Linked DNA regions of Homo sapiens: all the other regions are linked to region 2. A link is a loop called in an ENCODE intact Hi-C map of the cell type or tissue named here. Cell type or tissue: PC-3. All regions are shown on one strand. Region 1 overlaps UBL3 (ubiquitin like 3). Region 2 holds the start of LINC00572 (long intergenic non-protein coding RNA 572). Region 3 has its middle 16 kb from the start of UBL3. Region 4 has its middle 91 kb from the start of UBL3. Region 5 has its middle 76 kb from the start of LINC00365.

Region 1 (5,000 bases), 150 kb after region 2:
GCTATTTAGTGGAAATATTACTAACAGGTGGAATAGTCAGACACATAGCTATTATTGGGTCAAAGGTTCAAAAAAATCTTGTTATACTTAGGATATGTTAATAACACCTGAAATTCTTCATTTAAGCTATATTCTAAGATTTCTCTAAATTTTAGATCCCTGGAGAGGGGAAGGGAGATAGCATATTACACCAGTGAAGTACGTGGAAATCATGACACTCTGTATAAGATAATGAAACATGGGGCTTCAGGTTTCTGCATCTCAAAAAAAAAATTCAAGTATTTTTAGAATATCAGTCTTTGTTTCCTGTGAATTAAACAATTACTGTCATTTACCTTTGTATCTATGGAGCACTTCCATCTTGACCAGAAATATTCTATTAAACAATAATTTTGGAATTGATGAATTCAAAGCAATTCATACTATAGTGTTAGAGACTTATTTGATCTTTCTTCTAGAATAGGAGGGACCTGGGAACAATGGGATCAGAAGGCAACAAAGCCTTACAGGAGACAGAAGAGGGAAGAGACTAAAGGCATGGAGCGGGGGCAGGAAATGACGGATTCATTTCTCCTCTGCTCATTTCTGCTGTGCCTAAGTTACCTATAGGCAGTGGTTTTATCAAATTCACATTCATCATTTTGAATAGTCAAAAAAAGGGCAAAAGAAAAGTCTCTAGTTACTTCCTTTATCTTCTGTCACTCTTTCAGAATACTTTAAACTATTTTTTTGTGTTAACCATTATCTCTTTCTATAGGAAACAAACACATTAGAATTGTTGACAAAAAAGACAAAGGAATTCTCAGATCATTACTAAACTCAAAGCTTAAATTGTTACATCTGCAAGCTCATGAAAATTACTAAACCTTTACCCTATCATAACACTAGTGTCCTTAAACCTTTATTTTAATGGAGTGGTTTCCATCTTTTACAATAATATAAATTATAGGCTGAAGTTAAATATTCTGTTACCCATTCTGCCTACCAGTTTGTCTTATTTTCTTTGTGTGTACACTTTTCTAGCTTTCATGTTTGTACAGTACCTCCAAATATATATAATTTTTTTGGTTTCTTCCAAGTCTTCATTTTGGGTGAGGTGAACTAAAGTTGTATCTTCTCTAATGTTTACTAACTGACTTCAGATAGACAATAAGATAATATATCAACATTATCCAAAAGTAAACAGTTTTTTTGTTATTCTCAATATCAATATATTAACTGTTTTTTAGATCTTTGTTAAGCCTGCTGTTTTCTAGCCTTAAATGTACATTTTAACAGGTACAAATATTGGAGCATTATAATACTATGTGTTAATTACTGGTAATTGAAATTAATTTTAAAATGATATTTCTTTTTACTCAGTAGGTCTTTCCCAACTCATTTGTATTAACTTTAAACTTGGGGACTACAATTTGGTACATTTTAGTATTCTTTAAGAAGCAAAACGAGTCTTTTTGCAGCTCTTGCTACTTAAAAGAATAAGTAATAACCAAGGTTGCGGTAAATGTATGAATAGTGACTGTTTCTAATAGTAGTAGGAAGCTCCAAGGGCCTTCTTTGTACTCTAACTGATTTGGATCTGAATTTTTAAAACAATATAGTAGTACCTTAATTATATGTTGGAATATACCTAACCAGTACACTGGATTCTTTTCAGACTGGGAAGAAGAGCAGGTCAGCAGTCCAAATATTCTACGACTTATTTATCAAGGACGATTTCTACATGGAAATGTCACATTAGGAGGTAACAGCCACCTTTGTAATGGGATTTAATGTCTGTCTCATGGTAGCATGATTCGCTTGTTTTAAATGTTAATGTCTTTGAATTTGCTAAAAAAAATGATAAATTCAAACTATGAATTCTGCCTATTTCTGGTATGCCTACTCCTTCACATTGTATATTCTGTTAAATTTAGTTTTAGGACTGTAGTAAGTATTTACTACCTTGTGAAATAAACTCTATCCCAGTATAGGTAGGATTCTATACCTACTATTTTTTAAATGTAACGTTATTATATTTCCAAATAATATATAATTCAGATGTAGTATTTTAAACTTAAGACTGGACACACAAACTAGGAAAAATTTATGATAGTTTTCAAATATATGAAGGGATGTTTTCAGATGTTTCTACCTGATACAGTTGCTAATCATGTGAGAATAAAGTAGGTGGCTGACATTAGAGCAGCATTTTAGCATAATAGTTGAAAGAACAGATTTTGGAACTAGACTATTTAAGTTATATGTTAGCTGCACTACTTACTGGCTGTGTAAACCTTGGGCAAGTGACTTAACCAACCTGTGTTCCAGTTTCCTCATCAGTAAAATGGAATTACAGTAGTGCCTACCTCATAGGTTAAGAAGGGTAAATTACTTTATATATTCAAAGTGCTTACGTGCATAAATGGTGCTTGGCACATAGTAAACACCTTAATTGTTAGCTATTATTGTTCTTTATATATGATTGGAGAAATGTAGCTCAATATTGCCCCCTTATGGGGTATATTTTCTACCATCAACAGGATTTGATGGTAGTTTTGAAAATAGGTATTTCAAATATATTCAGATAATTGGAAACGTATAGGCAAATGAAATGGTCTATCTAAATATATATTTCACTGAATATAGTCTGAGTTTTTCCTCTAAACCTAATATTTAATCTATTTTTCCTTAAAGGTAGAATATTTGCATTCATTCATTCAGCATGTATTTATTAAATTCTTATGGGCCAACACTGTGCTAAGCACTTGGGAATACAGGATTGAATAAGACAGAAGCTCTCCCTTCAGGTTGCTCTAGTATTACATAGGACAAACAGATAAAATGCACTGGTAAAAATCCTGGGCAATAAGGGCTAAAGTAGATGAATGCAAATGATTTTATGACAATGTCAAGTGAGTAAAACATTTCAGGCTGTAATCTCACACTGAGTTTCACTGGTAGTATTATAACTGGTCTAAAAAATGCTGCTATCTACTAAGAGATATCTGGCACTTTAAAATGGAGCTTTTTTGATTTGTAGCTTTTTTTTTATAGCTTTTGTATAAATAGATGGACCAACTCTTAATGCTCTTCATGTAAGAATTGACTGTTAGCTCCCTGGCTATATTGTACATTCATTAAGGATGGGACCATGTTCTAGTCTTTTTAAAATTCTCCATGGCTCATACAAGATCTTATGTGAATTAAAAATTGGTAAATGTTGGTTGAATTTAATCTATCGATTATATGAGTGAACCTTGAAATGCTCCATTTCCCTTTTGAGTATTGATCTATGTGAGCAATTTCCCACCAACTCCATTCCTTAATTATCTTTTCTGTTGTGACCTCAGAGTTTGAACTTCATATTAAAGCTCATAGAATTTGTGTTAAAATCAAAACTATTGATTTATTCCCACTAAAGTATAATTTTTTACCAGTATTTTTTTGAAATCTGTTTTAGAATAATGAACAGATTGACTTATGTAATTATTATTGTAATTCTGTGTTGCTGTCCTTCTTTTCAAAAACAATAAACTATCTCTAGTGTAGAAGCATGGCCTGGACCTCCGCGTTAATAATTGTAGCTGGATGTTTGAGCAAGTTTGGATAACAACATTCAACTATTTGTCTTTTGGGTCTCAGTTTTTCTTTTTAGCCTCCCTGTGTTCTTCAATGTGAATAATAAAGAAGATAGCACACAGGGAAATACAACCATCTTTAAATATTTGAGTGGCCTGTGTGGAAGAAGGCTTTGTGTGGCCCTAGAACTTGCTCTGTATAGCCCTGTGAATTAGACTTAGGATCAGTAACTGAAAATCAAAGACAGTTTTCTCTTCAATATAGGAAAGAATATGTGAACATGTTGAGCTACCTAAAGAAAGAATAGACTGCCAGGGAAAGTTAGTGAGATCTTGTTATAGGTAGTGGTCAAGCAGTGGATGACCACGAAGTAGTGGGTATACAGCCATGGGTGGAATTCAGCCATTATGCAGACAAAGTAGGAAGCCTGGGCATTCTCTGCCATTCTTGAAATTTTCTGCTTAAGTTTCAGGTTGAAATGTTTGGTTATCAAATGTCTTAAAACATAGCCCTGAATCCCCCCTTTTTAAAATAGAACCTTTATAGCCATATAGAGTTTCATTTCATTAAAGGAAAGGTGTGACAGCAGCCTTGTTAATCGGAGGGTGAAGAAGATGATCAGCTAAAGCTTTGGCATTCAGTATGGCCCAGATTAGCATTTCCAAAAATGTGGCTCTGAAATAGTGGGCATGAGACTCATCTAGGATACTTATTTTAAAATGCAGATTTCTGCATGCCCTCTCTCCCCAACCCCCATCTCCTAATTTTACTAGTGAATTGAATTCCTGGGTGATTTTTATGTACGCTAAAGGTTGAAAACCTCTATTCTGGATATTGTACTGTGTCATAGGAGAGAGCAGAAGCATCCACAGTGAAAGGAAGAAAACGCATTTTAGATTCTGGTATTCCTCTTCTTTCACATTTTTAAATGTTATTAACATCAATACCTACTATTTCTAGTTAAAATTCAGATGGAGAAGAAAAATAATAGCTCCCACGCATTACATTTGTAACTTCAAATGGTAAGCCTCTCAGGAGCTTTCCAGGCCTGTCTTGACATTTTTTACATATATATCTCAGTTTACCTACCTTTTTTCTCAGATTCATTTTCCTTGCTATCTCAAAATGATGATGGTAGTATATACTGAATGCTTTCTTTGTACCAAGTTCTGTGCAAAGCACTTTGCTTGGATTGTTTGATTTAATGGACACAGCTACAAAGGGCAGGTAATGGAATTAGTATCTCCAGTTTAGTTGAGGAAACAGAAGCTTAGAGGGTAAGTAACTTGCTGAGAGTTACACAGTTGGAAGTAGCAGAGATGAAAATTTGTAATCCAGGTCTGTCTTATTAGAGTCAAGAAGACGGGTATGAGAATGATATACAGCTTGGTATGTGTACATTTTAAGTTCAGTTCAAGGTTTGAAATGTTGATCAGGCT
Region 2 (5,000 bases):
GTGACATCACCAAGGTGAACAGGTGAAATTCAGCTCCACCTTCAAAAGTTATTCTTAGGGAAGAAAATCATCTCTTCTCTCTTCCTCCTTCGGCTCCTGTTGGCCGGTGCCTTCCTGAACCTGAAGAATATCTTTGCTCTTTCCAACTCCCACATTCAAAACAGAGTCTTACAACTCAGCCACATTTTCTGCTGAGCCAGCCAGTGGGAACAAACACCAAGGTCTGTGGCAACCAAAGGTGTATGTGTGTGTGTGTGAGTGTGTGTGTGAGAGAGTGTGTGTGAGAGAGAATGTGAGTACATATTTATTTGTGTTTGTGTGTAGTGTGAGTGGGTGTATGTGTCTGAGTGTTTGCATGTGCGTGAGAGTGTCTATGTGTGTGTTGATATGTGCATTTGTGTGTTGTGAGTGTATGGTTGTGTTTGTGTCTGTGTGTGTGGTATGAGTGTGTGCATGTGTATCTCTGCATGTGTGTTTTTGTGGGGTTTGTGTGTATGCATTAATGTGTGTGGGGGCGGTATGTGTGTGTTTCTGTGTGTGTGTGTGTATTGCTTTTCTTCTAGTCTCCTCCTCCACGCCATCAGCCCACGCAATCCACACCTCATAAAACAGAACCCACATCTCCATCCTACTACAAGGAACTGGAGAAAAAAGAAAAAAAAACAAGCAACAAACCCTCCTGCCAGTCAGAGCCCAAGGAGAAAACTGGATGTAGATTTCAATCCACCCTCCCAGGTCTGCAGGTGTGAGAGAAGGTCACCTTTCTTGAATATCATGACAGTTTTCAGTGTGTGTGACTCATCTATGTTATTCCAGTTCTCCTTCATTAGGGGGATAAAATGCTTTTCTATATTTAATGAATGCCAGTGATTCAGGAGTTTGAGAGAGGTGGGCCCTAATTAGTCAAGCAGGGTTTCCATTACACAGAAAGCTTGAAAGGAAGGATTTTGGCTATTCCTGTGCCAGCAGCCAGAAGCCCAAGCCACACCAGAATAGGGAGGCGTCGTTTTGTTGTCAGTCACCAAGAGAACCAGAGAAAGAGTTGTGAAACCAGGCTAAGGCCCTGGCACTGGCTTCCTTGTCTGTAAAATGTGAGTGCTAGACTGGAGTTCTGGATCTCTGCCAGCTCACAGATGATATGACTCTCTAAAGTATTTGGTCAATATTAGGCAGTCCCCACTGGAAAGCTGGCTTAATAGACAACTTGCAGGCTTAGTCCTGAGAAAGCCTCATGACGTTACTAAGGAATATAGTAGAGAATCCAAAGAGGAGAGGGAGAACTCTACCTACTTTGGTGGAATAAATAGGGTTTTTTAATGAGAGAAGAGTAAGCCCTAGCCCAAATTGTGTAGCAGCCACGGTTCACGTCCAGCTCCTGCATAATCCTTTTTCCCTATCAATCTCAGTAAAGGATTTAAAATCAGTGACTTCTTGTTTTGATGGTTTTGAAGTCACTGTTTTTCCGTCAAAGGGGTATGTGCATTTAAGTTTTATTTTCAGCTGTGGGGTGGAAGGCCTCTCTCTGTGGCAGGAACTGCAGGCATGAGCAGTGGCTGGGGGAATGGGTGTGCACAGCTGCAGCCTCAAGGTCTCAAGCCTGATGTCCTTACTTCTGGTGCAGGGACTTTGTAGATTGGGAGGCCCATTCTCTCTCTCTCTCTCTCTCTCTCTCGCTCGCTCTCGCTCTTGCTCTGACTCTCTCCCTCTCTGCTGATGGCTTATGCTTTCCCTCAAGAAGCACTCAGAACTTTCTGCGGCCGCTCCTTGCTGAGTACAGCTGGCAATCCAGATGCCCCAAGTCCCCCAGCAGGAGTCCTTCCCAGAGGAGTCCTTCCTCCATGGAAAGACACACCAGGAAGCCCTCCTTGGCAGAGGGCTGCCCTCTTTTGCCCTGAGCACCCTGGAGCGAGGCTGGAGTAGCTAGGAGCATGATGAGCAAGTGGGGCTCTCCTCTCTGTTTGCATTCCATTTGATGAGGCAGCTGGCGAAGCTTCTCCCCCGTCTCAGCTGCAGGGTGAGCAGACTGCGGCTGCTGCCTCTGATGTGCTCACCGGAGCATCACCTGCCTCCAGCCAGGAATTCCACCTGTTCCAGTGACACCAAAGATGTGAAGGAAGGATGTCCTCATCCACCTCAAACAACTCCCAAATGAATTTCCTTCTTTTGAGGGGGCTAGCGACAGGAAAAAACATGGCATCACCAGGCACTGAGCACTTTAAGCAGACAGAGCCTCTTGTAAAATAGGAAGCGGAGAGCCTTTAAGTCGCACATGGCATTAGCTGCCATGTCTTGAATTTGGGCAGCCAGTCCAGGCAGGCAAACCCAGCTGGAGAGGAGCAGGACAGGGTGCCCAGCAGGGGGCGCTGTATTGCACGTGCCCCCGGAGACAAAGGCTGCCAATGGAGGGGTGGGTCCTAGCCCCAGCAAGGACGCCAGGAGTGTGACTCAGGTGCTGTTGTTGGTTAGAGGAGTGGCTAAGGCAGGAGAAATCCTGAATCATGCTGTGGCCACGTGGCACCAGGATCACACACTTGGTGAGATTGTGCTCATGCCCTGAGCCATTTCCTCATCCAAAACAAATATTTGAGTTTAAAGAGCTGAGTAAAGCTGCAGAACGTTTTGTAGATTTATCACATTTTCTCTGCTGCAACTAGAGGCCTTGGAGAGCCTTACTTGTGGCAGTCCACACAAGAACCTTGTTTCTGTAAGTAGTTTGCACTGAAAGCCAGTGACTTCATACATAAAGAATGTTCTCTCTGGCTGGCTCGCCCAGTCTCCACTTCTTCTGTTTTGTTTGTGTAATTGGTGCCTAGACAGAATTTTCAAAAGCATTCACCCAAAACTGAAGGGCCATGGGGTATATGGCTTGGGAACAGTCTCCTTCTCCAGCCTCGCATGCCATTCTAGGGCTAGCCTGGCGTTCCCCAGCTCAGAGAAGGAACCCAGCAAGTGCATGACTGTTGGAAGGCAGGTGTTTGTCCTGTTTCTGTCGCAGGCATGATATGTGATCTGGGTGACTTACTTACCCTCTCTAGCTATTAGTTTCCTAACCTGTAAAAATTATGTCCAAGATCCTGTCCAGCTAAACTTTTAAGCCTGTCTGGATTAGGCTCAAGGCATTTTGGGGCTTGTGGAAGCAGCTCAAAGTTGGATCTGTGGTTTGAGTCTCCTTGGGGTGTCCTCTACCTAAGCCAGAACTCGGGCTCTGGAGCAAATGGAGCCAGTCCTCAGAATCACCTTGATATTTCATGGGCCTTTCATGTGGGTTTTTAAGTGACTTAAAAACCCGGGCTGTTAGAAAAACAACAGCAACCACCAGAGACCATCTGGAACTAGAAGAGTCTAAGGGAACAAAGAAAGAGGGAATCTAAGAGGACATGGGTAAAGGGGGATTCCTCAGAGCAACTGCTTCACAGCAGTCATTTTATGATGAGATTTCCATTTTTCCAATACTCGTATCTCCAAAACACATATTCCGTCTCTCTCTCTTCAGAGATCACATTGCCTCTGCCTTTTGGCATTATCTGCCATGTCTCAAATTTAATCAGCCTTTTTTCCCCTTTGTCTTGGCAATAGAACCACTGGTCTCAATGCTTAGACTGTGAGTCTTGCAGTTCAAAGAGAGAATTGAGTCAGCAGAACAGGACTGACTCAGCATTCCCAGGTTGGCCACAGTGGGGCCAATTCTCTGGTCCATATTTTGGCCTAATTCCCATTGAAATCCAATGCCCAGTAAGAAGTACAAGCTTTACATCTACAATTATGAACAAAGGTTTTTAAGCGGCTACAGGGCAAAAAATAGGGATCTGCATCTCTCTATCAGCAATTACCCTAGACTTATTATTATAATAGCCCAACTGTCCGTGCAGTTGCTCACGTGGGCCCAGGGGCCAGGCCATTCCTATGCATGCCCTCAGCTCAGCCCTCCCCACTCATGGCTGATGGGATCAGGCCTACCACTCATCATGAGTTAGGGAGGAGAAATGAGAAATGGAGAGCTGGAAAGATTTTATGTGTTCTTCTTCCCCTACTACTCACCACTAGTTCATGTTTTTATTACTTAGTAGTAAGTTATCCTGAAGAAGTACTTTACTGTTACAGAAATAGAAGGAAAACCAAGAGGTATTAAGAATGCTGAGTCATCATGGGAGCTTGGACGGAGTGACCAGGGGTGAAGTTACAAAAGGTGAAATGTACATCTCTGGGTATCAATAGTAGGATATTCTGGAGATTGAATTGCCCCGAATTACAGCTTGTTACTCGAGAAATAAGGGCCCAAGGGACCTGTGGTGGAAGTGGTAAGCTATCTAGTGATTTGCAGGGGTTATCAACCCTGGATCTGCATGAGAAATGCTCCACAAAAATTAGTCACAGCTATACCGCACCCACTGAACGACGGTTTCTGGAGGGCGGGTCTCAGGCATCAACATCTTTAAAGGCTCAAGATGATCTCAATGCACAGCTAGGAATAAGAACACCAAAACATAGCAAGTACTTTTTTCTCCACTAAGGAAGGAAATTAAGAAATGTCCCAAAAGCTGGAAAGAGACTGTTATAGCATGAAATAAATAAAATTCTATTTTTTTTCTTTTGAGGCGGAGTCTCGCTCTGTCTTCCAGGCTGGAGTGCAGTGGTGCGATCTCGGCTCACTACAACCTCCGCCTCTCAGGTTCAAGCGATTCTCCTGCCTCAGCCTCCCAAATAGCTGGGACTACAGGCGCCTGCCACCACATTCAGCTAATTTTTTGTATTTTTAGTAGAGACGTGTTTTCACCGTGTTAGCCAGGATGGTCTCCATCTCCTGACCTCGTGATCTATCTGCCTCGGCCTCCCAAAGTGCTGGGGTTACATCCGTGAGCCACTGCGCCTGGCCAAAATTCTATTTTTATAAATTATTGATGCTAGTAGCAAGTAACACTCATTATGTGTCAAGTTGTGCACTAAATGCTGAACTTGCATAAATTCACTTAATTCTGATAATCCTTCTGAAAGGACTTATT
Region 3 (5,000 bases), 57 kb after region 2:
GTTGCTCAAGCTGGAGTGCAGTGGCATGGTCACGGCTCACTGCAGCCTCAACCTCCCAGGCTCAAGCAATCCTCCCAACCACCTCAGCCTCCTGAGTAGCTGGGACTACAGGCATGCTCCACAACACCTAGCAAATTTTTAAATTTTTGGTGGAGATGGGGTCTCACTCTGTTGCCCGGACTGGCCTGCTCTCTTTCCCATCACCATCTTTTCAGATCCCTGGCATCAAGAACCCCAAGCTGGAAACTGAGTGGGTTAACTTTCAAGGGCTTTGCCACTCTACAATCCTGTGATTCTTTGGGCCACCAGAATATGTCAGCTAATCAAAAACTAAAAACGTCACCCTACATCCAGAAACATGCTTTCCCTCAGTTGTCTATGCAGGTAAAGCGAATTCAAGATCCACAGCTAGTCGGGTTAGTTGAGCTAAAAACAAAGGCTAACGCCAACCAATAAACAAATTTTTAAAAAACTAAAAAGAAAAAAAAAAAAGAGCTAAAAACAAAGGAGCCCATCGCTTTAACTAAAGAGTCCATGGTGAATCATCCCATAAAAGACAATCTGTTCCAAAAATCACAGGTCTCTGTCCTTGATATGAAAGCTTTGTCATATCTTGCAGTCAGCAAATCAAGTTTTTATAAGAATGAAAATAAACACGCTCGTGGTGCTATAAATAAAAGGTGAATAGGGAACAAGCTCAAAGGCATGCCAACGCCACTGAAGCACAGAGGATCATTACGCAGCTGTTCAGAGAATCCCAGCACGCCCCTGACAATGGAGGTGCCGATGATTTGTAATTAAGAATTTTAATTTCATCCTTGACCTCATAAGAATCATCACTAATACAATTTGTTTGTAAACTTGAGCCTTCACACATTCTACTACCACAAGACCTGGAACAAACTAGCACAGGCTTGTGTGAAGAGCATCCACATACTCAAATATAATTGGAGTTTAAATTTGTGAAAAGATGAACACCACCAACAATAACAACAAAACGTTTCCCAGATATCTTCATGACCATTATTTGGCATATTCCAAAGGAATAACCTGATTTAGAGTAAACTATGTTAATTTAATTACCATGCAATGTAAGTCCAGAAGAATCACCAGGTAGAGGGTGAAATCAACTCAGGCTTCCAACAAAATCATCCTTCATTTTCCTCAATAGGCACCTGGAAGAAAATTTGAATTTAAAATCTGACCGGCACATCTTTAATTTTTAGAACACTGTTTTCATTGTTGTTGTTTTGAGACGGGGTTTTACTCTACCACCCAGGCTGGAGTGCAGTGGTGCAATCTTGGCTCACTGAAACCTCTGCCTCCTGGGCTTAAGCGATCCTCTTGCCTCCGCCTCCCAAGTAGATGGGCCTGCAGGTGCATGCCACCACGCCTGGCTAATGTTTGTGTTTTTTGTAGAGACAGGGTTTCGCCACGTATCCGAGGCTAGTCTCGGACTCCTGGACTCAAGCCATCTGCCTGCCTTGGCCTCCCAAAGGGCTAGGATTACAGACATGAGCCACTGTGCCTGGCCCTAAACTCTTAAAAACAGAAAGGGCTTTGGGCCACTTGCTTGCATCCAAACAGGACAGAGCTGGCAAGAAAAAAAAGGATAAAAAGTCAGTAGATCTGTCCAGGCCTCCAAGCATTTTACAGTGTCAGGAGGTGTGTTTAAACTTGCCATTGTTATACACTAATAAATGTTAGCGGTGTGGTTAGTTTTTAAATAAATGGTAAAATTTGATTTCACATTTTTTTTTTTACTACTTTCCAATGCAGAGTTGCCTGTAATCACATTTGTGCAGAAGGGAGGAACACCCTTCCTGGAATAAGACAAACCGAGAGTGGAATTTGACGGATAAACTGTGTCTTTAAAAGAAAGTAAACCCAAAGGCCAGCATTTTATTAAACCAATAATTTACTTCTGGGTCCCTGAAGCTGCTTACCTTTTTTTTATGTTTATGGAAGAAAAGTGAATATGCATGAGCTAAGGAGAGTGAAGCTCCTGTTCTTCTGACGTCTTAACTCTGTGTTAGTGAGTTAGTGCAAATTGCCACATGGTACCTTTTCTGATCATCCCCTCCCCTTCTCTTTAATCCTTAGAGTTAAACAGGCATGAGTATGAATCCCAGTGACCACAAGAAAGTTATTTAGCTTCTGAGTCTCTTTTATTCACCTGTAAAAATGGGCATTTCAACGGGTTGTTGTAGCGATTAGGTGAACTGAAGTATTTATACTTTAATAAATAAATCTGGTGCTTCACAAGTCCTTTTTACTTGTGCCTGACACATGGAAGTCACCTGGGGACTGTCAGTGCCATCCAATTTTCCTTCTGCTTCTGCTCCTTTTTCTTTCTATTCTCCTTTTGTTTTTGTTTTTGTTTGTTTTTGGCTCGTCCTCACCTTCTACATCCTCAACACAGCAGATGTGTGGTAGAGCCCAGGGAGGTTCGTGGGGACTATTCCATGTTCTTTCCCCTTCTGCTGCCTGATGAAAACCCCATGCAGTATGAAAAATTGCAAGGAAAAGAGCTCCACCAATCCATTCATTTCCATGCCCTTGTAATTGGTGCAATTCCCTTTGGACAAGGTAACTAAACAGATCAGGCATAATAAACAAATGCAAGAGTTGAGAGCTATGAGGGTGGGAAAGTTCAACAACACCTGCCCTGGGCTCCCCTAAAGAGAAGCAGAACACCGTATGGACACCCTCTCCTGCCTCTTGCCCAAGGCATGGCCTCTGTGCTTGTTGCTGCTGCTTTTCTATTAGCTCACCCTTTTGCAAACTTTGTCTATGAGTATACTGCTTCTCTCTCTCCCACTTCCCTTCCGTTAATGTTTGATTGTATTCTACATAGCACCCAGACGTTTTTGGATTCAAGTGCCCTGAGCTCCCTAGGATTCAGGGAAACGACAACTTTGATTATCAATAATAGAGATTCCAATTGGTCATGGAAATTGCTGGAGTTAACAATTCAAATCTTCAGACTAGCATTGTGCACAACATGAGCATCACCCAGTACATCTTTGTTCAAATTGCTGCAATGTTTTGAAGTAGTTGCAAAATAAAGTGTTTTAGGGAAATCTCTCATGTTGGATTTTCTATGAGTAGAAAGTAACTTTTTTCTCAACTGAAGCTGGTTTAGGACCTATGCATGTTTTAATTTTCAAACTAAATCAGGGGGTTTATTATTTCAATTCTGTTTAAATATATCAGGACACGCATTCAGTGAAATAAAATTGTGAAATGTGCTCCTGGGGCTTTAAGAAAAATGAGAGGTCCTGAGACTCACGTGGACAATGACAGTGCTGGGCGAGGTGGTTGAAGCAGGGTTGCAGCACAGGTGTGTCGCTTCCTGGAGCTGTTCTGGGATGGATGTGTGGAGAAGCCAGGGAAATGCCTAGACTCTCACACTGAAAATTGCCTCTCTAGCTCTGTGGACCGCTTCATTGACACCACTCTTACCATCCCAGTCGGCTTGCCCAGATTGTACAGAAAGGAGGGCAGTAGGCCATCCCCTGGGAGGATGAGAAGCAGCAAAGGACTTCTGATTAAGCAGACTGAAGAGCCAGTGGGGGAAGGTTGTCAACCCATTGTCAGGTCAGCAGCTGGCTGCTATCAAGTTTGTTGGTGTTAAAAAGTAACAGAACAAATGTTTAAAAAGTGAAATTTATTTATTTGGAATTCAGAAATTCCATGTTGTAGCACATCAGTAATTCAATAAATGTGAATTCTCAAAAAAATTAATAAAACTGCAGTGTCACTGTCTTTTCCATGAAATCCTGGTCTCACTGAAGTACTTCTAGTTCCACTGTAAGGTCACTTGGATATAAGATCAAGGATGGAATTGTGACAATAGAGAAAATAACAGCAGGAGATATACAGACGAACATTTCATGAAAAACCTACCCACAAAGACAAGATGATAAATTCCTCTCCAAATCTCCAGATAACTTTGAAAATGTCAGAACTGGGCATACCCAGGAGCTGGAGGCAGGCTGTGTTTGTAATTCAGAACATAGCAATTCCTGCCTGACTCTATTTTCTTTGCTTACCCAAGACAATCCAAGGAATCTTGTAAAGTAGTGGTATTTCCCCAACAGGCGGATGTTAGGAGAGTCCTAAGAGATAAAAAGCACAGGTCCAGAGCCTTCCTAGTTTCTTCAGCTGAACAATCCAATTCATAGCATTTATTGAGCAACTACTACAAGCTGAACCCTGATGATGTGCAGGTAAGGTTAGAACCTTAGATGTTTATGCATGACACTTCCTTTAAGTGAAGAATACCTGGAAACTTCTGCCCCTAGCACTTCACTTGGTGAGCTGCTTCTTTTCATTCGGGTCTCTGCTAAAGTGCCGTCTTTTCCAAGGCCTTCTCTGACCATCTATCCTTGAGTTGACTACCTTCCTTGTCACTCTTCATTTCATTACCCAATTTTACTTTATTTATAGATCTATGACTACCTAAAATTATCTTGTATATTCGTGTGTTTACTTGTTGGGTTTATTAGCTGTCTCCTTACGAAAACAGAGGCTGCATGAGAGCAGGGCCTCACCTGTCCAGCTCCGTGCTCTCGCCTGGTGCCTGACACAGGTATGTGAATGGATGCCAAAGCAGGACACACTTGCCAAAGTGCTATTAGTCAAGGGCTGCTGCAGGCCACACTGGACTCCAATGTCTTCCCCTTGGTCTTTCAGAGGCTGAAACTGAGATTGGTTGAGGTGTGGGGAAGGTTGTGGACTCCTTCCTGGAGGGCACTGAGTTTCAGAGAATGAGCAGGAGTTAGCCAGGTGGTGGAGCAGGGGAAATATATGCCAGGCAGAGGAAACAGTTCGTGCCCCGGGCGCAGTGGCGCATGCCTGTAGTCCAGCTACTTCGGAGGCTGAGGCCGGAGGATCGCTTGTGCCCAGGAATTCTGGGCTGTAGTGGCTGTGCCGATCGGATGTCCGTACTAAGTTTGGCATTAAGATGGTGACCTCGGCCGGGCGTGGTGGCTCAC
Region 4 (5,000 bases), 160 kb after region 2:
TGCTTTAGAAGTGGCCATGGGACTCCATCCTGGCAAAGGAGACATGAGGAAACTCTGCTGAGGGTGTTTCTGGGGAAAGTTCCTTCACTCCCAAGGAGACCTTGCAAGAGACTCTTTTTGCCTGTTTACATTATTTTGCCTGAACTTGATGACTGAAACTGCTATAGCCACATTTGGACCCAGAAGGGAGCTAACCTGAGGGCAAAGCCAGCACATTGAAGCTGTAGAGGAGAAAGGAAAAAACCTGCCCTTGCAGAGCTGCTGATTCTTTTTTAGCTTTTAAGTTCAGGCGCACATGTGCAGGTTTGTTATATAGGTAAACTCATGTCACAGGGGTTTGTTATACAGATTATTTCTTCACCCGGGTATTAAGTCTAGTACCCATTAGTTATTTTTCCTGATCCTCTCCCTCCCACCTTCTACCCTCTGGTAGGCCCCAGGGTCTGTTTTTCCCCTCTATGTGTCCATGTGTTCTTATCATTTAGCTCCTACTTATAAGTAAGAACATGCAGCATTTGGTTTTCTGTTCCTGCATTAGGTTCATAAGGATAATTATCTCCAGCTCCATCCCTGTCCCTGCAAAGGACATGATCTTATTCTTTTTTCATGGCTGCATAGTATTCCATGCTGCCTATGTACCACATTTTCTTTATCCAGTCTACCACTGATGGGCATTTAGGTTGATTCCATGTCTTTTCTGTTGGGAAGAGTGCTGCATGAACACATGCATGCATGTATCTTTAGGATAGAACGATTTATATTCCTTTGCATATATACCCAGTAATGGGATTGCTACGTCGAATAGTATTTCTGTTTTAAGTGTTTGAGGAAACGCCACACTTTTCCACAATGGTTCAACTAATTTACACTCCCACCAACAGTGTATAAGTGTTCCCTTCTACACAACCTCTCCAGAATGTGTTATTTTTTGACTTTAGTTACCTTTCATTATTTTTGAGACAGGGTCTCACTCTGGCCCAGGATGGAGTGCAGCGGCGTGAGCTTGGCTCACTGCAACCTCTGCCTCCTGGACTCAAGTGATCCTCCCACCTTAGCCTCGTGAGTAGCTGGGGCTACAGGCTTGTGGCTGGCTAATTTTTTATATTTATAGGGATGAGGTTTCTCCATGTTGCCCAGGCTGGTCTCAAACTCTCATGCTCAAGCAATCCACCAGCCTCAGCCTCCCAAAGTGCTGGGATTACAGGCAAGAGCCACCACACCCAGCCAATATTTGACTTTTAATAATAGCCATTCTGACTGTTGTGAAATGGTATTTCATTGTGGTTTTGATTTGCATTTCTCTAATGATCAGCGATGAGCTTTTTTTATACACTTCTTGGCCACGTGTATGTTCTCTTTTGAAAAGTGTTCATGTCTTTTGCCCATTTTTTAATGGGGTTGTTTATTTTATTCTTGTAAATTTGTTTAAGTTCCTGATGGATGCTAGATATGAGACCTTTGTCAGATGCATAGTTTACAAAATTTTTCTCCCATTCTGTAGCTTGTCTGTTTACTCTGTTAATAGTTTCTTTTCCTGTGCAGAGGCTCTTAAGTTTGATTAAATCCCATTTGTCAATTTTTGCTTTTGTTATGATTGATTGTGGTGTCTTCCTTATGAAATCTTTGCCCATTCCTATGTCCAGGATGGCATTGCCAAGGTTGTCTTCCAGGATTTTTATAGTTTCAGGTTTTATATTTAAGTCTTTATTCCGTCTTGAGTTGATTTTTTGTGGTGTAAGGAAGGGGTCCAGCTTCAGTTTTCTGCATATGGCTAGCCAGTTATCCCAGCACCATTTATTGAATAGGGAGTCCTTTCCCCACTGCTTGTTTTTGTCAGGTTTGTCGGAGATCAGATGGCCATAGAGTGTGGCCTCATTTCTGGGCTCTCTATTCCATTCCATTGGTCTATGTGCCTGTTTTTATACCAGTACCATGCTGTTTTGGTTACTGTAGCCTTGCAGTATAGTTTAAAGTCAGGTGGCATGATGCCTCTGATGTCTCCAGCATTGTTCTTTTTGCTTAGGATTGCCTTGGATATTGGGGCTCTTTTTTGGTTCCATATGGGATTTAAAATAGTTTTTTTTCTGGTTCTGGGAAGAATGTCATTGGTAGTTTGATAGGAATACCATTGAATCTATACATTGGAGGAGCTGCTGACTTTGCTAATTGTGGGGCCCGATGCTCTGTACTTCTTGAGAAGTAGTCTGTTCATTGGCGCTTTTTCCAGTTCAAAGCATGATATACATAGAAGACAGTGTTAGGCATCAACATCTACTCCAAACCTTATGAAATAAGCTTACAAAAAGATGAGATAAAATATGAAGATGCTTCTGTGTATTCAGATCTCTGAAAAATAAGTATCTGCTATATAGTCACAAATTATTCTGATGAAGGGAAAAGAGGTATCTAAAGAGACCATTGTGGCTACAAGTCAGCTCTCCAATCTCATAATTTTAAAAGACACGAACAGAAAGTGGGAGTTTGGATATATAAATCAAGGATGAATATAAGTGCCAAACACCTCTGAGAATAATGTTGGAAAGGCCTGGGATGAGCTAGAGTTGACAGAAAAATAATAAAAACTACATATTTGTTATGGTCACACAAAAGACAGCAGGGATACATCCCATGGTTCTCAAGTGTGGCTGTACATTAGAATCACTTAGGGAGTTATAATTTTTTACTTTTCAATATCGATGCCTGGGCCTCATACCACCCACCTTAAATCTGAACACCTATGGCTTGGAGCAGATGCCCTAGAAGGGAGCACACTCTAAAGCTGGGAATAAGAACAGTTAATGTGGAACTGGAAACCAACCGAGGTGATGAAGACAGGAAGCAGGTGCCCAGCTACCTTGGTTCAAGTCACCAGACCCAGTTAAAGTTATATTTCCGAGTTCTAAAGGACCTCATGCACTCTGAGTAACCTGTTCCTCTCCCAGTTTCATTGTCAGAAGTGGAGGGCAAGCCCCAGGCACTCTGTCGCAACCTCACCATTATCATCTGCTCTGAGACCACAAGGAACCGCAGACAGCCACGTCACCTCTCAGCGTCCTCACTGGAGTCTCTCTGTGGGCCCAGGACATCCCCTTTTCTATTCCCATTTTCTGTCACACACCATCCCCCATTCCAGAAACCCTTCACTGGCCTCTGGAGGTCAGGCTCCATTGGAAACTTGCCATATGCCCTCGACCTCCTCTCTGAAAGTTACCTTCACTTTCTTGCTCTGACCCCTGACTCCCCTGAGGGCACTGCCTCCTTTGCCATCCTGGGAGTGTTCTGTATTTTAAGGCTGTCATTTATTGACTGTTTACTTAGTGACAAGCACTGTTCTGTGGTCGTGACGTAGGTCCATTTTACAGATGATAAAACAGGCCCAGAGAAGTCCCATTTATTCTTTGAACATTGAAGTTTCATTTTCTCACGCAAAGACTACTCTTAAAAATATGACATAATTTTTTTCTGTTTTTTAAAATTGATATTTTTCCATTGTAGGACTGTAATCTCATGATTACAGAAAAGTATGAGGTGAAAAAAAAATGAATCCCACTATCCAAAATCAGCTCTTAATATCTTGGTGAATTTCCACTAGTCCTCTTTATTAATATGTATACATTAAAATAAAAATAAAAGAGTACTATATACAGAGTTTGTATGTGATTTTCATCTTTACATATCACAAGCATATTCCCAGAATATTAAATCTTTGAAAACGCATTTGCTTATAGCTCTACAATACTCCATTTTATAGGCATGCCATTTTCATCTATTTAATGTTAAAACCAAGTGAAATAGCACTACAGCCCTGCCAGAAGGGCTAAAATGAAAAGGACTGACAATAGCAAGTGTCAGGATTCAGAGCAACTGAAATACTCAGATATTCTTAGGTGGAATGTAAGTTGAACAATCATTTCACAAAACTTTTGTAGTATCTACCGAAGCTAAAAGTATATTTATACCCTCTGATGTAACAATTATACCCCAGGATAAATATCCAGCATGAAGAATGCATCTGTCCATTGGAGACAAGCACAAGAGAGCCACTTCATTAAGAAACTACAAGCAACACAATGTCCATTAACAACAGAATGGGTTTTTAAATGGTGGTGTGTGTTCATACAATGAAATATCACAAAGCGACATAACACACTACTGCTACATGAAAAAACTTCAAGGAAAGAAGCTTCAAGGGAAGAAACTTGAAGGGAAAAAACTTCAAGGGAAGACGTAAAATAATATATACTGTATGAGCTCTAAATAAAGTTCATAAACAGGCAAAACTAGCCTATGATGATGAAGTCAGAAAAATGGCCACTTTTTGTGGGGGATGCTATTGACCAGGAGAGAGAATGAGAGGACCTCCTGGGGTGCTGAAAATATCCTGTATCTTGAAATGAATGGTGGTTCCGTGGGAGTATTAATACCCCCACATAAAAACTAATCAAACTTGTATTAGTCCATTCTTGCATAGCTATAAAGAAATACCTGAGCTAGGAGTGGTGGCTCATGCCTGTAATCCCAGCACTTTGGGAGGCTGAGGCGGGCGGATCGCCTGAGGTCAGGAGTTTGAGACTAGCCTGGCCAACATGGTGAAACCCCATCTCTACTAAAAATACAAAACTTAGCCTGGCATGGTGGCATGTGCCTGTAATCCTAGCTACTCAGGAAGCTGAGGCAGGAGAATCGCTTGAACCTGGGAGGTGGAGGTTGCCGTGAGCTGAGATCGCACCATTGCACTCCAGCCTGGGCAACAGAGTGAGACTCCATCTCAAAAAAAAATACAAAAAAACCTGAGACTGGGTAATCTATACAGAGGTTTAATTGGCTTATGGTTCTGCAGGCTGTACAGGAAATATGGTACTGGGATCTGCTCAGCTTCTGGGGAGGCCTCAAGGAGCTTTTACTCATGGTGGAAGGTGAAGTGGTAGCAAGAGAGAGAACAGGTGGACCAGGGGAGGTGCCACACACTTCAACCAGCTCTCATGTGGACTCACTATCTC
Region 5 (5,000 bases), 110 kb before region 2:
TGTGTCTCCATGGACTTTGTTTTTGATATTTGTATTCATACAACTGGACTCAGGGGTGTTCCTGCACCTGTCGAGCTTTCCTTTCCTCTCTACATAATGAGATTAGGGTAATCAGCCAAGGCAGCCAGCTTTGAAGGAACAATGTATTAGTGGAGAATAATCTGTAAACAATAAATTACTAATACTAATAGACAATCAGTATAGCCTAAGGAGTTTGTTAACGCCAAGTTCTATGAGACACACCCCTCACTGCATGTTATAGAAAACACCAGACTCACACCCTAAACCCACCACGCACGGAGCCTGGCACCCAATAAATTTGGTTGAACTGAATGGAAAAAGTAATTATCAATGTCAGTTGCTAAGGGCTACAGGAGACAGTGAAGAGAAAGGGGAGAGGGTTTTTGAAGGAACCAGAGATCAGTTTGTCAGGGACCACACCACGGTCTTGTCTTAGAAGTTGTAATGGATCGAACAAGCAGCGTTCTGACTTCATACTGAGTCTGCAATTCAAATGAAATAAAGTTCATAAACGGATTCATTCCAACCCAATTTGTTTCGCTTGGTACATTTTAAACTCGATTTGATAAATGCAACTCAATACACAGCAAATAAATTGTTTACAAATCTTATTGCCTACTTAAGATTTTCATCCCTGTAGATACTACAAGAAAAACAAAAAACCTCGAGCACAGGATATCTATAAATATTGGAGACAGTTTATCATTAAATGGACCAAAAGAAAACCCTAGTGAGCATTACCTAAATAAATTCAATTTGTATTTTTCTTCCTTTTTTTAAACCTCATGGAAATTATATACACTCTAAAGAAAAGTATTGGGAATTGGTGGAAAGCTATTTAAAAATACTTAAGACAAAGCGTAATTTAAAATGCTTAGGACATATAAACTTCATTTGGAGGAAAATCAAGCATTAAACAAAAATACTTTCTTACTTCAGCCCTTGTTATTGAAAATCCTTCTAAATTGCTTATTTATTCCACTTTCTTGCTTCAGTGAGTAAAGAACTTTGAATCTATGTTAATCATTCTTTCACAGCCATGGATCTGGTCTTGTTTTGGGCAACATGGACACACGGAACATGATCATGAAACCACAGTTACATAACATCAATCTGAGAGGGATCCAGGGAGATAATGTTGTAATCCCCTATGTTATCAAAGGGAAAAGAGAATTCTAGAGAGGCAAAGGACTTGCATCAGATCTAGCGAGAGCCAGACACAGCTTTCCCTCTTCCCATGCTGGATTCCTTCCACCATTCATATTACACATCTGCGCAGTCACATACAGTGGGGCTGGATCTACATTTATGTAACGTAAGTGCCACATGCAATTCTTTTCTGGGCAGTAATGCAAAAAGGATAATGCAAACAGATACTTGCTTGAAAGTATTTCTGCTCTAAGACAGGAGATAGGGAGGACACTCATGAAGAGCTTCCTGTCATAAATGTGGTTCATTCATTCTTAAAATCTGCCCTCTCTGCAAGCAGACATCCTTTCCTTCTCTGCCCTCACAGACAATGGGCCACTCTCTTCCTTCTCCTTTCTTTCTCATTTGAGCTATAAAAGGGAAATGATACCCTCTCCAGTTGCCTTTTATTTCATGGTCTGCATTTGGGAGAGACATGGTTTGGCTTCTCCACAGACAGACACTGTGTGCCAGGAAGCTTGAGTCCGTTTCCAATAACTGTGCTGCTGTTCCTGAGGGTTGGATGAGGAGCTCCAGCAGCGGATGTCTTCCCTGTCGTGCTACATGCCATAGCCATCCTACTCAAGTGTCTCCCTCTCCTTCCTCTTGAAGGCCCTTCTTTTGACAGGGAGGTAGGGGAGGAGGTGGCTGGGTTTTTGTTTTACTGTGCTATAAATATCACTGACTCATTCACCATTATAGTTTCCAGACCATCCATTCATGCAAGTTATTCATTCTTCATCCAACCAGTGTTTCTTTAACAAACATCTGTTGATGACCTACTTAAGCTAAGCACTGGGGATGCTTAACAATGACTCAGGCAGAGCCCTGCCCTTGAAGAGCGCACATTTTATGGCTTTATCAGACAGAGTGGTGGAGGGAGATCGTCCTTCAAAAGATTTGTCTAAGGAAAGTTTAGTGAGCGGACTACTTGTGAGGGTTGGCAGGGTTAAGGGACCCCATGAGGGATGTTCAGGCCCCTAGGGGTAGTAACTGGAGCAGCCATTGCTAGCCCAGCCCTAAGGGACAGAGGGGAAATAGTGTTATCAGTGCCAGTGGCCATTGAGCCCCAAAGAAGATTCTGTCAAGAAGATCCACCCAACAGGAGCTGTAGCCAGAAAAAATGTCAGCCTTTGCCAGGCTGCCTTTGGCAGGGAAGAAATGGGAGGTGGGGACACATACCTTGACCTCTCTCTCCCCTCATCTTCAGCCTCCTGTGGCTGAACCCAACTGGTAGGGGGCAAGCAAGCTGGCATGATGTAGACTTAGCATTAGCTTCCAGGGCACAGAGCATGCAGAAAAAGGTGGACAGTGCACCAGGGAACCAAGGAGCATAATCAGTAGAGTGTCCCCTTTGTCACCTGTGGGTGGAAGTTGGAGGATTTAATGTGTTCCCATTGCAGTCCCAGCCATGGCTGGTGAGCTCTCAAATGTGTACCACACAGCACTGAACTGGGGAGGGCTCAGTGGATGCATTCGCTGGGAATCATTGCCAGAAACCCACTCTCACACCAATAGCTGGCTCTGGGGTCTGGACCCTTCCTGACGGTCTGCAGATATGAAGACTTACTCCAGGAGCCAAAATAAAGAGGCAGTGGTGTAACCACGTGGGGGTCAGGGAGAGTCTGAACAAAGATGACAGGAGGAGCTGCCTTGGAACTGCATCATAATCACACACAAAATATAACAAGGTTTTGTCCTTGAGCAATTTATAATCTCACTCAGGAGAGCAAACCCATGTGGAAAAATAACAAACAATAACAACAAAGCAAAAACAAAAGCAGTGAAGGCAGAGGCCCAGTAGCAAGCAATTTAATAGTGGTAAATACAGCCCATTCCTCTTCTCTGCTGGCAGGTGGGGCGGCTACCTGCAGACAGTGACATCGCAGTGTTCTATGCTACTTGCTGCTGCCTGCTGCAAACACACACAAGCACACACATGCATGCAGACAGACAAGTGCACACACGTAAGTGCACATGCATGCACACAGAGGTGAACACATGTGCATGCATAAGACACACAATGTATTCACACACACACCCATGCACACACAAACACATGCATATATGCATATATATGTGAGCACAGAGATGCACAAATATGCACCACACAGACACAGAGATACACATGCTCACACCTGCACACACACGTGTGAGCACACATTATGCATGCCCGCACACAACATAAGCTACGTTTCCACTGCTACAGCAGCTTGTGGCAATTTTCTTTATCAGCCTTTGCAAATGAACCCATGAAAATATGAGGGAGAGATGGAGAGGTGATAGAAGATTGGCAGACACACACAGTGCTAGTGGTGCCCAGGCTCCATTTTCAGTAGCCATGGTCCTTTTTGAATCCTGGGTTATTTTAGAAAAAAACAAAGGCTTGTCTTCCTTTGCTGGATCCTTGGTGATTTTATTGATATTCTGATGTCCAACTGAACACTATGGGAATTAGGGAACTCAGGTGTCTTCAGTCCATTTTGTGCTCTATAACAGAATACCACAGACTGGCTAATTCATAAAAATCAGAAAATAATTCCTTACAGTTCTAGAGGCTGGACATTCCCAGATCAAGGTGCCGGCCAGTTTGGTGTCTGGGGAGGGTTTGATCTCTGCTTCCAAGATGGCACCTTGAAACCTGCATCCTCTGGAGGGGACAAATGCTGTGTCCTTACATGGCAGAAAAGCAGAAGAGAGTGAACCCAGTCCTATGATGGAAGGCATGGGAGCCCCATTAACAGGGAGAAAAGAGAGGATGGTTTGCCAGTGCCACCGCCTTTATCTTTCCTTGGAAGAGGTTTGCCTCTGGACGTTCCTTTCACCCTCCTCTTGATACTCAGTTCAGCACCTTGGTTCCCGGGAGGTGTGAAACTTACACAGATACTGCATTTCAGATGGCACTGAGCCTCACAAAGGATGTAGACTGGCAATTAACACCCAGTGGGGCACATAATACCTGTTGGATAAAGAAGCGCCTAGGCGTGGGGCAGAGATATCAATGTTAGCTGTCACTTACAATCCAGCCAATCCATCTTTTAACTTCTATTTCAGGGTCATTCTTCAGAATAATGGAGGTAGCACCTACTGCTGAAGCTTAGCCTATATTCGCTACCTTCCTGAGACTCTTCCAAGGCTCTGTCTTCTCCCCAGGAGTGCCACCTTAGGTTCCCAGGCCCCTTGACTTGATGCTTTATTATTATTATTATTTTTTATTTTTATTTTTTTTCAGATTGATTTTTTTTTATTATACTTTAAGTTTTAGGGTACATGTGCACATTGTGCAGGTTAGTTACATATGTATACATGTGCCATGCTGGTGCGCTGCACCCACTAACTCGTCATCTAGCATTAGGTATATCTCCCGATGTTATCCCTCCCCCCTCCCCCACCCCACAACAGTCCCCAGAGTGTGATATTCCCCTTCCTGTGTCCATGTGTTCTCATTGTTCAATTCCCACCTATGAGTGAGAATATGCGGTGTTTGGTTTTTTGTTCTTGCGATAGTTTACTGAGAATGATGCTTTATTATATGATATGGTTTGGCTGTGTCCCCACCCAAATCTCATCTTGAACCATAATCCCCATGTGTCATGGAAGGCACCCGTTGGGAGGTAATTGAATCATGGAGGCGGTTGCCTCCATGCTGTTCTCATGATAGTGAGTGAGTTCTCATGAGATCTGATGGTTTTATAAGGGGCGTTCTCCTCTACTTGGCTCTGTGCTTCTTGCTGCCGCCATGTGAAAAAGGATGCATTTGCTTCCCCTTCCGCCATGATTGTAGGTTTCCT

What was found. A loop is a pair of places that touch in the nucleus more often than their neighbours do. Peaks named below come from ENCODE experiments on the same cell type or tissue, not always from the same donor. Only the 100,000 strongest peaks of a DNase experiment are listed, where the experiment ranks them.
Region 1: it touches region 2 in a loop (8-fold over the local background); 43 of 110 quality-filtered maps call a loop at or near these places.
Region 3: it touches region 2 in a loop (4-fold over the local background); 35 of 110 quality-filtered maps call a loop at or near these places.
Region 4: it touches region 2 in a loop (6-fold over the local background); 5 of 110 quality-filtered maps call a loop at or near these places.
Region 5: it touches region 2 in a loop (12-fold over the local background); 3 of 110 quality-filtered maps call a loop at or near these places.

Annotation. Positions count from the first base shown.
Region 1 is chr13:29,768,856-29,773,855 of GRCh38, reverse strand. UBL3 (ubiquitin like 3) reads left to right here. Exons shown (of 5, transcript NM_007106.4): 3 at 1,658-1,744. Among named protein-coding and RNA genes, the nearest start is that of UBL3, 79 kb to the left of the region's middle. In PC-3, a CTCF peak has its summit at 2,501; no DNase peak of the experiment used is centred here.
Region 2 is chr13:29,921,724-29,926,723 of GRCh38, reverse strand. LINC00572 (long intergenic non-protein coding RNA 572) reads left to right here and starts at 73. Exons shown (of 2, transcript NR_047501.1): 1 at 73-221. In PC-3, a CTCF peak has its summit at 2,324 (motif pointing right); DNase peaks (open chromatin) are centred at 1,103, 2,003, 2,563, 4,363 and 2 weaker places; H3K4me3 peaks cover 1,778 bases; H3K27ac peaks cover 3,587 bases.
Region 3 is chr13:29,864,469-29,869,468 of GRCh38, reverse strand. It overlaps the pseudogene TIMM8BP1. Among named protein-coding and RNA genes, the nearest start is that of UBL3, 16 kb to the right of the region's middle. In PC-3, no CTCF peak of the experiment used is centred here; no DNase peak of the experiment used is centred here.
Region 4 is chr13:29,756,974-29,761,973 of GRCh38, reverse strand. No RefSeq gene overlaps it. Among named protein-coding and RNA genes, the nearest start is that of UBL3, 91 kb to the left of the region's middle. RefSeq lists an enhancer at 2,854-2,903. In PC-3, no CTCF peak of the experiment used is centred here; DNase peaks (open chromatin) are centred at 2,983 and 3,313; H3K4me3 peaks cover 456 bases; H3K27ac peaks cover 2,269 bases.
Region 5 is chr13:30,030,789-30,035,788 of GRCh38, reverse strand. No RefSeq gene overlaps it. Among named protein-coding and RNA genes, the nearest start is that of LINC00365, 76 kb to the left of the region's middle. In PC-3, no CTCF peak of the experiment used is centred here; a DNase peak (open chromatin) is centred at 1,948; H3K27ac peaks cover 307 bases.